Linked DNA regions of Mus musculus: region 1 is linked to region 2. Evidence: chromatin loops called from intact Hi-C (ENCODE). Cell type or tissue: gastrocnemius. All regions are shown on one strand. Links, peaks and the distances in the headings refer to the core of each region. The heading gives the core; the rest is flanking DNA. Region 1 has its middle 5.7 kb from the start of Olfr94. Region 2 holds the start of Olfr90 (olfactory receptor 90).

Region 1 (6,631 bases), core at 1,864-4,363, 120 kb after region 2:
AGTAGTGGCTGGCTGGAGTTGTTGAATTACAAAAAGTCAAACTCTTCAGTGTTGGGATTGCATAACCGTATGTCAGCACAGCTAGGCAAGTCCTAAAACATTTGCCTTCAGGGATGAATAAAACGGGTACACACTTATAAAACTCCACAGACAATGTCTTTTTCTTATGTACAAATCCCCAAGAACACAGTTCTAACGCACACCCACATCACTGAGTTTTCAGAAGACAAAATATGTTATCAATTCAATAATGCGTCTTAAAACCTCCCCTGATCTTTGAGAACACACCCTGAGCTGCAAAATCATTTATTCTTAGGGGAATGTAGCAAACTTACCTTCATGTTTAACCTCTGGTCCCCATTTTCAGACTTGAGTTTATGTTGGTGTCTTGCTCGTGTTCTGGATGCTGTGAGTTTGAAATGATGGAGGGAAAGATTAACAAAAGACACAAATAGTTGACTGTATCGGTTGCTGGAAGGAGTACCCGAGATCAGAGCCAGGCACTTCGGGGAGATGACCAGGGGTGGATGCCATCCTGTTCAGCAGAGAAATAAATCAATTGTTTGGAAGGAAGATGCATAAGTTTGTGGAGTGGGCATACAGAAGCAAAGGTGGAGGCTGTTACTGGACAGTCCTGTAAGGGGCACACACAGAACAGAAGCTTGAGACTTGTGATGGTAGCCAATTTACCTTAGCTGGTGAAGGCCCTGAAAATACCTTTCTAAAATCTAATGGGAGAGAGAGAGAGAAAAAGGAAGAATAATGACATCTCTTCTCACTAGAGAGGAAACAGAGGAATTTACTTGCCCTGCTCCTTGGAAGAGCGTGGGTGGAGCTCTGGGGAATCTTTGTCCCACTCCCATAATTAGTACTTTCCATGAGGGTGTCCAGAGAGACATTCCCTGAGGGACTGGAGCGGGGAATCCTAGAAAGACTATCCCTTCAGGGCACGGTGTCTCTGGCAGGGTGTGGAGCCCATAGGCAGCATATTCTCCAATTATGGTTCTTTCTACTTTCCCCATTCACTGACTGACTTACTAACCCTCAGCAAATCTCTGCCATGATGTCTGTAGAGCAGCCTTCATCTATTGGAGATACTTCAGATTTAGGCTCCTTTGAAAACGGAACAGCATTTTACTACATAGCCCAAGCTCCCGAGTGCTGGGATTACGGGCATGTTTCCTGACACCTATCTCATCATGAGACATGAGACTTTGGCTCATGCCATTGGCTTTTATCACCTGCCACCTGTCCTGTTTGCCCCTAAGTCCCTTCAGTTCCTTTTTATTCTTGCGTATTTTGTGTGTGATCCATTTTCTACTCATGCTATACATTTTGGTGAGTAACTATCCACAAAAATTAAAACTCTGCCCCTTTTCCTTCCATTTTCTTCTTCAGCGATCTGGAAATTTTCTGTAGTCCCTCACCTACCTCATGTCTTCATCTCTCTGGATATCTGGTTCAGGTTGTTTTCTGCAATTATAATTGCTTGTTTGGGGCTGGTGAAATGGCTCAAAAGTAGAGGTACTTGCCACCAAGCCTGACCATCTGAATTCCATACCCAGAAGTGACATGATAGGAGAGAACTGAGTCCTGCAAGTTGTTTATGGTTTTCCACACCTGTATTGTAGCATACACATGCTCATACCTTACTATAAGTGCACACACAAGAAAGACAGCAGACTTTAAAGGGCAAGGGCAAAAGCCATCTGCATATGTATATTCTGTATGTGATGTAGTTGTGTCTCAGGATGGCAACACCATGTTACGTGGCATACCAGGAGATTTATAAGGCCCATGAAACTTACAAGCATCAGAAAGCAACGTCTGGAGAAGAAGCAGCAAGGAATTGTGTGGAGGGCAAGAGACTCCTTGTTGATGCAGCTGCCTGCAAGTTGGACAGGAAACTCCAGTGAGGTAGCCTCAGTGTTTAAAAGAACAAAATAGAGACTGGATTTGGCAGCTTGGGAGTGATCCAGTCATCCTTCCCTGTAGCCCCCTTCTCTCTCTTTCCCACTCCTGCTTTAGCGGGGGGGGGGGGGGGGGCTCCTGCTTTATGAGCCCCAGGTAGCCTCGCGTTATAGTACTTCTCCCTATTTTCTGTGCCTTCTCGACTTATGGCACACAGCAACCCAAATCATATATGAGCTTGTAGCAAAAGCTTAGATCATCTACCCTCTCGGGAAACCTATAGTAAAGAACTCTCTTTGTCTGGGATTCAGAATCAACCCCCCAACCCCCATTGTGGTGGCCGATGTTCTCAAACTGTTTTTTCCAGAAATAAATCTCATCTCCTATGTATGCCGACCTGGTGTAGAATCTTTTGTTCATTTAAACCCAGATGTCCCTCAACAGAGGAATGGATAAGAAAATGTGGTACATTTATACAATGGAGTACTACTCAGCTACTAAAAACAATGAATTTATGAAATTCTTAGGCAAATAGATGGATCTGGAAGATATCATCCTGAGTGAGGTTACCCAATCACAAAAGAACACACATGATTTACACTCACTGATAAGTGGATATTAGTCCAGAAACTTAGAATACCCAAGATACAATTTGCAAAACACATGAAACTCAAGAAGAAGGAAGACCAAAGTGTGGATACTTCCTTCTTAGAATGGGGAACAAAATACCCATGGAAGGAGTTACAGAGACAAAGTTCAGAGCTGAGACGGAAGGAAGGACCATCCAGAGACTGCCCCACCCGGGGGTCCATCCCATAAACAACCACCAAACCCAGTCACTATTGCATATGTCAACAAGATTTTGCTGACAGGACCCTGATATAGCTGTCTCTTGTGAGGCTATGCTACTGCCTGGCAAATACAGAAGTGGATGCTCATAGTCAACTTTTGGATGGAACACAGGGCCCCCAATGAAGAAGATAAAGAAAGTATCCAAGGAGCTGAAGGGGTCTGCAGCCCTATAGGAGGAACAACAATATTCACAGTACCCCCAGAGCTTGTGTCTCTACTTGCATATGTAGCAGAGGATGGCCTAATAGGCCATCAATGGGAGGAAAGGCCCTTGATCCTGTGAAGGTTCTATGCCCCAGTACAGGGCCAGGAAGCAGGAGTGGGTGGGTTCAGGAAACTAGGAAAGGGGATAGCATTTGAAATGCAAATGAAGGAAATAACTAATAAAAAAACAAAACAAAACAACAACAACAAAAAATCTGAGTGATCAGAAAATTAAAACAAAACCAGAAGCATTTTTTGTCTTTTGTGGGATCTGGATAGACAAGATCTTCTTAGATGACTAATTTGGACCAAACACACTTTCTGTTTTGGAAATGTATTTAAAGTTACTGTTTACAAAAACTTTGACCTCAATTTTCACACCCCCTTTTTCAGAAGGAACAGGAACACAGCAGGCATCACCTCCAGTACGGTGGACGCATGCTGCCATCATGTGGCTAAACGATGCAACACTATCTTTTGTAGTTCATGCTGCCACCTTGTGGCTAAATGATGCAGTTCTGGAGGACGCTCAGATCCTGAAGCACAGCAATAGTCTCTTGAGCTCTTTGAAAGAAACAGTTTCAAGTAAAACATGATCTGTGATACAAAGGGAAGGATTTTCATGAGTCTTTGGGGGAGGCATTCATCGCTTGATCAGATAGCTAAGCTGATGACTTAGTGCTCATGCTTGATATGTAGACCTACTATGTCAAGAAGCTGCATTCTAATAGCACCCACGCTGGTGAGCTACACTTTCTGACTGTGGGCACATCCAGGTATTGATCTGAGACTGCTGTCTCAGAGGAGTTTCCAGATTAGAGGTTGGATGCTTAGGTGCAGCCCACGGGGGGAGGGAGGTGGAGAGAGAGAGAGAAAGAGAGAGAGAGGAAGAGAGAGAGAGAGAGAGAGAGAGAGAGAGAGAGAGAGAGAGAGAGAGAGAGAGAGGCAGGCTTGTTCTGGAACGAGGCATCAGCTGTAAGACAGGCCTTCTCTGTGTCTTAACTTTCGAATGTCTATAGTCTGCTGGAAGTCTACACGAACACGAAACAGAAACCTTTGTCCTTGCCTTCTTTCTTGTCTAGAATCAGAATTAATGAATTTAGAACTTTGTTACCTAACATGACTGGTGTTTACTGTGGAATCAAGTGGACCTACTTAAATGTGGCTCTGGACTGATGGTGTCAAGACCCTTTAGCAGTGATGGTGGAGAAGGGGTGTTCACCACACTCACTGAATTTGTTCTTTGTGAGATATTTAGCTTCAGGAAGCAGAAGATCCACAGGAGGATAAGCACAGAGAAGTAGATCTCTAACCTAGTACAGCACAAAATTTAAATTTAAATCAGACTTCTATTTGTTTATTATGGTGACAGGTTGGTATTTGTCCTGGATCATTGGAAATTTTGTAACAGTGGAGCTTATAACCGAAGGCTTCAGTCCATTATATTATTATTATTAATTATTATTAATTTTTTCAGAAACAGGGTTTTATACAGTCTAAGCTGCCTTGGTATCAAAGACAATCCTCCTGCCTCAGTATTCTGAATGCTGAGATTGTAAGTATGAGTCAGTGGACCTGGCTCCAAGTCTTCAGTCTTAACTTCAAAACATTATTTATTGTGTGTGCATTTTATTATTTATTATTTTACATCCAAATCGCTGCCCCTTTTGGTCCCCCCTCACAGAGTCCCTCCCTGAATCTTCCCTCCCATTCTCCTCTGAGAAGGTGCCCCCCCCTCCACTTCTTCTCACACTGGAGAATCAAGTCTCTGCAGGGATAGGCTCATCCTCTCCCACTGAGACCAGACTCGACAGCCCCTGTAGGGAAACAAACTCCACAGACAGGCAACAGCTTTAGGGATAGCGCCTGTGTCAGTTGTTAGGGGACCCACATGGAGGCTGAGCTGAACATCTGCTACATGTGTGCCGGAGGTCTCTGTCCAGCCTGTGTATGGCCTTGTGGCTCAGTCCATAAGAGTTCCCAGTAGTTGACTCTGTTGGTCTTCCTGTGGAGTTCCTATCCACTTCAGGGCCTTCAGTCCTTTCCCTAAGTCTTCCATAAGATTCCTTTACCTCCATCCAATGTCTGGCTATGGGTGTCTACATCTGTTTCAGTCAGCTGCGAGGTGGAGCTTCTCAGAGGACAGTTATGCTAGGCTCCTGTCTGCAAGCATAACAGAGTATCATTTATAGTGTCAGGAATTGGTGCTTGTCCATGGGATGGGTTTCAAGTTGAGCTGGTTATTGGTTGGCCGTTCCCTCAGTCTCTGCTCCATTTTTGTCCCTGCATTTCTTTTAGACAGTATAAATTTTGTGTTGAAACTTTTGTGGGTTGGTTGGTGTTCTTATCTCTTCACTGGGAGTCCTGCCTGGCTACAGGATATAGGCTTAGATTTCTCAAAATCAACTTTAATATGGGTTCTTAAGGCTTCAACCTCCCTTCTAGCACACCGTCCACAAGAGGTAAGGGAGGAAGATGGCTAGCTAATAGGACAAGGGAGACGTGAACCTGTTTAGAAGTAGTTCTTTGGGGGGTGATTACAATCTTTGTTGTCAGCAGACCAGTCCACTAGCAAAACACCAAACAAGAATCAGCAGCAGTGGACTAATCCAGAAGAAACCTTGACTCAGGGTTTGAGTTGAGTGAGACTCAGTCAATTGGTACCAGTTGGCTGAAGTGGCAAGATGCAGCTGAAACACCACCAGAAGTTCTTGGATGCATTTCTCTCTACAAAGTCATGAAAAGGGAAGATCAGCCAAGAAGGCAAGGCAAACCAGTGCCAGAGAGTCATAAGCAAAGACCAGCAACGTGAAGTCCAACAACGACCAGCAAGGTGAACCAGTGCCAGCGTGCCCTCCACTGTCTGTTGGATTATACTTACACTCTTGCCAGACATCACACACCTTTCCAAGTGCCTGCTCCAGCGAAACTTCACATGCCCTTTCAATAGACAGCGTCCAGGAAAACATTATGTGTCTGTTCTCAGCAAAACATCCTCTCATGTGTCTGCTTCAGCAAAATATCCTCTCATAAGACAGTTTCCAGAAAAACACCACATGACACAACCTAGTCTTTGACAATGTTACCACTTCAACAGGAGGCAGCCTCTTCAAGTTCAATAACCCCATTATTATACATCTCAGCTAAGGTCATCTGCATTGACTCCTGCAAGCCTCCCCCAGAGACCTCCCCCAGCCCCAGCAGCTGCAGGGTTGCATTCATGCTCTCCACACTTGATCCTGACCCCTCTAATAAATCTCTGTGTGCATTTTTGTGGACATACATGTACTCATGAACCATAGCACATGTGTTGAAGTCAGAGGACAGCCTGTGGGGGTTGGTTCTCTCCTTCCATCTTGTGGTTCCTGGGGATTCAAATCAGGTCCTTGTGCTTGGAGAAGCACCCTCATCTGCTGAGCCATCTCTCCAGTTGCCAGTCTCAACCCTTAACCCAGGGCTTTCCTCACTCAAAACCAACTCCATGTGATATGGCTATTGTACATCTGTGTGTATGTAACCAGACACACTGAGAGCAAGGAGCACATGGTAAATTACAAATGTTCACAAATACTTCATATGTAAGAGGAAAAACCTGGAAACATTCCATGTTTTCATCAGCAGATGGAGGCATAAATTGAGGTCTTCTATGATGGGATACTACTCA
Region 2 (6,631 bases), core at 1,954-4,453:
AGAGAGACGACCAAGTGAGCTTGCAGGCCTGATTTAAAGCACATCAGGGAATTCTGGGGTAGGTGACCTCTATGTTAATCTGTTGGGTCCATCTCTATGGACATTCCATTCCCCGGGTGTAGGGACTGGAAGCTTGCCGGGAAGGTCTGTAAACAGTTGCTGAGGCAGTCTGGAAACAGCTGCTGACCCGTTTGTCCTTGCCTCAGGTCAAGTGGTGGAGCAGTTTCTGTAGCCTGGACTTGCCCAGTTCTTGGAAACAGAGATTTAGGCTTAGTCTCCTTAACTGCCAATTTGAAGCCTGTCATTGGAATCAGCCTGACCTTCTCATTGCTTGCTCCACGGAAGTCCTAACTACTGAAGGTACTAAAGGAAGGACCCTTTGAAAAGCTGTATCCTACTCAGTAGCTTTCCTGAGCAAGGCCAATCCTTATTTAATAATATTGGGTCCCTCGATTTATTTAACTCCCATCTTGATGTGCATCACACATAGTTCTCTCTACACAGCTAAGGCCCCAGTTCCTCCTCAGATAATGCTGATTCCCAAGTCAGCAGATATTTAAAATATTGTTCTCTCTGCTGTGGGACAAATTTCCAGAAAATGTCTGCTCTGCTGTGGAGAACACAGGGTTCCTTCTGAGGATTCTTGGTCTTATAGATAAAAAAAAAAAAAAAAAAAAAAAAAAAAAGATTTAAAAGGGAACTCAGAAGAATACTTGAGGACAATTTGGAGTTTGGGGGTGGGGGAAGAAAAGACAGGCAAGCCCGAAATTTCAGCTGTTGCCTAGAGGAGAGAGACGGCTAACGGAGTTAGGCTCTCTGAATCAATATCTAACAAGCATGGGCTCTGAAGGGGATGTTTGAGCACCTAAACGGGAGGTGTGCTGTGTAGGTGTGGCTCTTCAGGGAGAAAAACCGTAAGGGCAAGAGGTTTAGGATTTTGACTGGTTAATAACCAAGAAAGGGAGATAGAGGACAAAAGGAGAAGTTATGTTTTCTTAGGATGCAGAAAAGCAGGAAGGATTAACAATGAGGATTTAAAGTTAACTACATGGAGAGAACGGACTCTAGGGTATCTCATTCAGGGGGTAGTTAGTCTTTTCATCTTAACGTATCTTTAAGTAGGACAGCATTGGTGAGGGGCAGCCTCCTATCCTGGTGAATGATAGTTCTATTTGGGTTAGCTTCTAAGACAGGGGCCTATACTATGCTTTTGTGACCTTACAGTGTCTTTTGCCATTCCAATAAAACTTTACAAAAACAGTAGTGGCCACACATGGCCACAGACTGGTTTGTTGACCTCTGCCCTACACCATGACCTGTCTACGAGGCTTTGGATTCTGTAATAAGGAGTCCAAGAGACGGCAGGGGCATGGGACATTTGGGGAAGATGGTCAGAAGCCTCTTTTGCAAGCAAACTGACTTTGTCAGGGTCTAGCACTAGTAGAGGAAAGCTAGAGGTATTGGGGAGGGGAGGCCCGCCAAAGTCACGGTTCTTTCATGGACTGCAGGCTTCCAGAACCAAGATGTTCTCCTTTCAGGGGCATTAGAGCAACCTGGAGCACTTGTTTGAAAAGTTCTAGACCAGTGCTGGAGAGATGACTCCATAGTTAAGAGCACTTGTTGCTCTTGCTGGGGGCTCAGGTTTGGTTCCCAGCATCACACGCAGGTCCCCTGCAGGCATCAGGCACACCTGCGGGGCATATACATGCAGGCCAGATTGCAAGGTGGCACAGGCCTTTAATTCCAGCACTTGAGAAGCAGAAGCAGGCAGAGCTCCGTGAGTCTGAGGCCAGCCTGGTCTGCATATCAAGCTTCAGAGCATCCAAGCCTACACAATGCTGTATCAACAAAACCCAACAAGAACGAAAAACAAAATATCCCAAATATTAAAAAAAAAAAACAAAGTTAAAAGGTTGCATTACTTACAGGTCTAAGATTAGGGTTACTCAATACAACTGGAAGATGCCCTGCATTAGGACAGCCCCAAAATGTAGCTGAAGAGACATACTATGGCTGCAGTGGTGATTAAGGTTGAGATAGAGCTTAACACTGACACTCTGGGCTGATGCCAGAGTACGTGTTAATACTTGAAGTAGAAATGAAACTAGGATTTCCCTTTTCTTCCTTCACTGGTATTGTGCCCAAAGGGAGTTTGGTATTGCTAAGTTTAACAGGTGTGAGGAGCAGGTATGGCAGCAGTCCCAAGATGGCGCCCGGGACTGCAGCTAAGTCTTATGACTTGCACCTGACTTCCTCATACACCTGAAAATAAGCCATGGCCATCTCGAGAGCTGCGCAGGTGCACCATGATGCTGGCGGTGTAAACAAGTCCATATTTGGTGGAGACGTGCCCCTGCCGCCCTGATTGGCTGAAGCTGCATACCTGGTGAGGTGGCATGGCCTGCTGTGAGTGGTTGGGGGCTGAGAGTATATAAGCAGACCTCCCAGGGTGCCCTGGGTGCCCGGGGTTCCCGTAGCAGCATGGAGGTGTTCCTGCAATAAAGGCTGTTGAGAAGAATCTGACCGTGTTGTGTCTTCCTTGCCGGCCGAGGTGGGCGCAACAAACAGGAAAGCTAGGTAGATTAGAACCCTAGAGATCCTTCCACATACTTTGAGGAATAAAATTTCATGCCACGTTGTATCCACTTTCTTTGAAGTTCTGCTCATGCCTTGATATTGGTAGAACCAAGGCAGGAAGAAGTTGAGACAATTTTTGCTTTTTTTTTTTTTTTTTTTTTTTTTTTCACAAGGTCTTCCTAGGTAGCCCAGGCTGACCTCAGATTTATGGTGACTCCCTCCCCCGACTTCCTCAGCTTCCTAGTTCTCAGACCATCATAGATACTGGAACTCTAGCACATTCGAGGAAGGGCTGTCCTATTGGGGCAAACCTCCAGGCTCAACTTTCTTGTCAAAGTTGACTTCTGTCTCTAGTGGTCTCACAGGGTGCTTTGAAACACTTGAAAAACCTATAGGGAGGCTATAGGGTGGACATATGTCTAGTTAACATAGATTCTTCTTAAGTTTGAGGACAAATTGAGGCTTCTCATTTGAGCTAGGAGGGCTCTATTTATATTAAGGCAGGATTACTAACTGGATAGGTGCCAGTACTAGCTGAAAACTTTGAGAGATGGTTTTGAACTTTTAGTTTTTGCTTCTGAATAAAGCTTCATAATACTACAAGAATGAAGTGGAGGGGTGTACGTTACTTTAAACAGTACCTGGAACATCACAAGGCATTAGTATATCACACCAACTATAACGTTAATTACCCCCTAGCAGCTCTGACGTGTGCTTCTGTTTAGGGAGGAGACTTGGGTGAGGTTCCCCCCCCCCCTTTCGGCATATCGATGCAGTTCCAGATCTGCCCAGTAGATGGAAGCAAACTCTCAGGGCAGAAGTTGTTCTACCTCCTTTGAAGAGAAGCTATTCCTGTTTGTGATCTGGCTGTCTGGAATTGGTAAGGAGAAAACTGGCTGCATTTCAGGCTGCTTCCCAAGGCTCTTCCCCCAGCCCCGCCCCCCAGCATCAAGCTAATGATACCGGGACGTGTGTGTGTGTGTGTGTGTGTGTGTGTGTGTGTGTGTGTGTGGTGTTTTCTTTTTCTTCTTTTTTTTTTCCATTTTTTATTAGGTAAAATTTACATTTCCAATGCTATACCAAAAGTCCCCCATACCCGCCCACCCCCACTCCCCTACCCACCCACTCCCCCTTTTTGGCCCTGGCGTTCCCCTGTACTGGGGCATATAAAGTTTGCATGTCCAATGGGCCTCTCTTTCCAGTGATGGCCGACTAGGCCATCTTTTGATACATATGCAGCTAGAGTCAAGAGCTCTGGGGTACTGGTTAGTTCATAATGTTGTTCCATCTATAGGGTTGCAGATCCCTTTAGCTCCTTGGCTACTTTCTCTAGCTCCTCCATTGGGAGCCCTGTGATCCATCCATTAGCTGACTGTGGGCATCCACTTCTGTGTTCACTAGGCCCCGGCATAGTCTCACAAGAGACAGCTACATCTGGGTCCTTTCGATAAAATCTTGCTAGTGTATGCAATGGTGTCAGCGTTTGGATGCTGATTATGGGGTGGATCCCTGGATATGGCAGTCTCTACATGGTCCATCCTTTCATCTCAGCTCCAAACTTTGTCTCTGTAACTCCTTCCATGGGTGTTTTGTTCCCAATTCTAAGGAGGGGCATAGAGTGTGTGTGGTGTTTTCGAGACAGGGTTTCTCTGTATAGCCCTGGCAGTCCTGGAACTCACTTTGTAGACCAGGCTGGCCTCGAACTCAGAAATCCGCCTGCCTCTGCCTCCAGAGTGCTGGGATTAAAGGTGTGTGCCACCACGCCCAGCTGATACCGGGACATTTTTATTATTGGTATAGACACAGCAGCATGGATGTGACAAGTAGCTAGAGAGATGGCTCAGCATTTGTGTTCTTTCCAGGATCAGAGTTCAAGTTAGACACCCATGTCAGATAACTCAACTGTCTGTGACTCTAGTTTCAGGGGACCTCTTCTTGCTTCCTCAGACATCTGCACATATACACACACTCACACAGAGACATAACATAAAAATCAAACCTTGGGCCAGCGAGGTGTTTGAGCAGTTAAGAGCACTGGCTGCTCTTCCAGAGCTAGTGAGTTCAATTCCCAGCAATTACAGGGTGGCTCACAACCATCTGTAATGGGATCTGATGCCCTCTTGTGGTATGTCTGAAGACAGCTACATTGTACGCATAAAATCAATCTTTAAAAAAAAAAACAAAAATAAAATAAAACCTTAAAAAATAAATACGATACTTTATATTTACAGGGAAGGGAAAGGAATTAGAGATAAAGTCAATGAGATGAAGCGTATGAGGACGAGGATGAATTAATGAAAATACAGGTAGATTACATTTGATTCATGTGGTAAGGTTTTTGCATAGTTATACTCCTTTACTGAACCTCTCTTCTTTGTGTCTTACAGTCTGTCATCTACTACAGAGGCAGGATAGGTCTGAAGATGTTAGGGAGGAAAACTTAAGCCTACAAGGCATGCAGATTTCCCATTCAGCTTACTGAGAGTGTGTCAGCCGGGCTTCACTTCCTTCCAGAGCAGCCTCCTGAATGCCCTCTTTACTTCCTTGTTCCTTAGGGTATATATGAGAGGGTTAAGAGAAGGAGTTCCCACAGCATAGAAGAGACCAAAGAACTTGCCCCTCTCTCGAGCATAAGGATTCTTGGGCTGCAGATAAACAGCGATGACTGAGCTGTAGAAGAGAGTGACCACAATGAGGTGGGAAGAGCAGGTCCCAAAAGCTTTCCTGCGCCCCTTTGCAGAGCTTATCCTCAGCACTGCCCTGGCAATGGCACCATAAGAGACAAGGATGAGGCTCAGAGGTACAACCAAGATGAAGACACTGGCAATAGCCATTTGTATCTCATTATAGGTGGTGTCCCCACAGGACAGTCGAATCAAAGCAGGGACCTCACACACAAAGTCGTCAACCTGATGGTGGGGACAGAAGGGCAGGCGCAGAGTGGATGGCGTCTGAACTACTGACTCCACTAGGCCAATCGTCCAGGCCACAGCTGCCAGCTGGCAACACAGGCGAGGGTGGATGATGGTGGCATAGTGCAGGGGCTGGCACACAGCCACATAGCGGTCAAAGGCCATCACTGCTAGCAGGATGCACTCCGTCGTCCCCAGAGATAAGAAGATGAAGAGCTGGACAAAGCATCCCAGGAAGCTGATGGTCTTTTCGGGGCCCCAGAGGTTGAACAGCATCTGGGGGACACAGGTTGTGGTGAAGCAGAGGTCCAAGAAGGAGAGGTTAGAGAGGAAGAAGTACATTGGAGAGTGGAGCCTGGGATCCAGGGTGGACAGCAGGAGGATTAGTGTGTTTCCTAGGAGGGTGAGGAGGTAGGAGCACAAGACAACGACGAAGAGAACCTTTTCCAGTTGTGGGTGTTCAGAGAAGCCCAGCAGGAGGAAGCCCACGGGGGAGCTCTGGTTGACCATGGTCTCTGTATCTAGTTGGAGGGATGAGACTGTCAGCTTAGTGTGGTACAAAGGACCTGGTGAAAACTCACCCTGACTACTTCTCAGGACACACAAGGTAGACTGATGTTTCTCAGGCTCCCTTCTCCAGGCCCGTCACCTAAGGACTTTTCTTCCATTCTTCCTCCTGGTCAGATAGAGTCCACTAGCTGAGAGGAAACCAGGAGTGTGGTGGAGAACAGGTGGCTCCTCACACTGGGTTCCTGGGCAAAGGAGACTGATGTCAATAGCAGCAAAGCACTCTTTGCTTTCTTTGTGCAGTTTTCAGTGTGTTACCGTAGTGGCACCCAACTCATTCACGCACCAACTTCTGTTCTTACTAACTTTCTGTTTCTAATTTGCTTGTTCTCTTGGCAATTAACTCCTTCCTTTTCTCTGCCTCATTCTGAATATCTTTATGTGTTTCAAATACCTGTTTCTTTGCCCTTTTCTCTCTTTTGAGCTTTTCCATTTGGTATAATTTCTCCTAGTTTGTGTCATCCTGTTTTTCTTTTCTTTTCTTCTTGTCTTGTCTTTTCTTCCTCCCTCCCCCCTCTCTCTCTCTTTCTTTCTTTTTTTTTTTTGAGACAAGTTTTCTTTGTGTAGCCCTGACT

What was found. Hi-C counts contacts between places; a loop is a spot of excess contacts. Peaks named below come from ENCODE experiments on the same cell type or tissue, not always from the same donor. Only the 100,000 strongest peaks of a DNase experiment are listed, where the experiment ranks them.
Region 1: a loop joins it to region 2, with 12 times the contacts of the local background. A loop is called at or near these places in 34 of 42 quality-filtered maps.

Annotation. Positions count from the first base shown.
Region 1 is chr17:37,200,360-37,206,990 of GRCm38, forward strand. No RefSeq gene overlaps it. Among named protein-coding and RNA genes, the nearest start is that of Olfr94, 5.7 kb to the left of the region's middle. In gastrocnemius, for the core only: no CTCF peak of the experiment used is centred there; DNase peaks (open chromatin) are centred at 3,028 and 3,442.
Region 2 is chr17:37,080,165-37,086,795 of GRCm38, forward strand. It overlaps Olfr90 (olfactory receptor 90), which reads right to left and starts at 6,072. Exons shown (of 1, transcript NM_146477.2): 1 at 5,027-6,072. The coding sequence starts at 5,999. The coding sequence ends at 5,067. In gastrocnemius, for the core only: a CTCF peak has its summit at 3,369 (motif pointing right); DNase peaks (open chromatin) are centred at 2,209 and 3,402.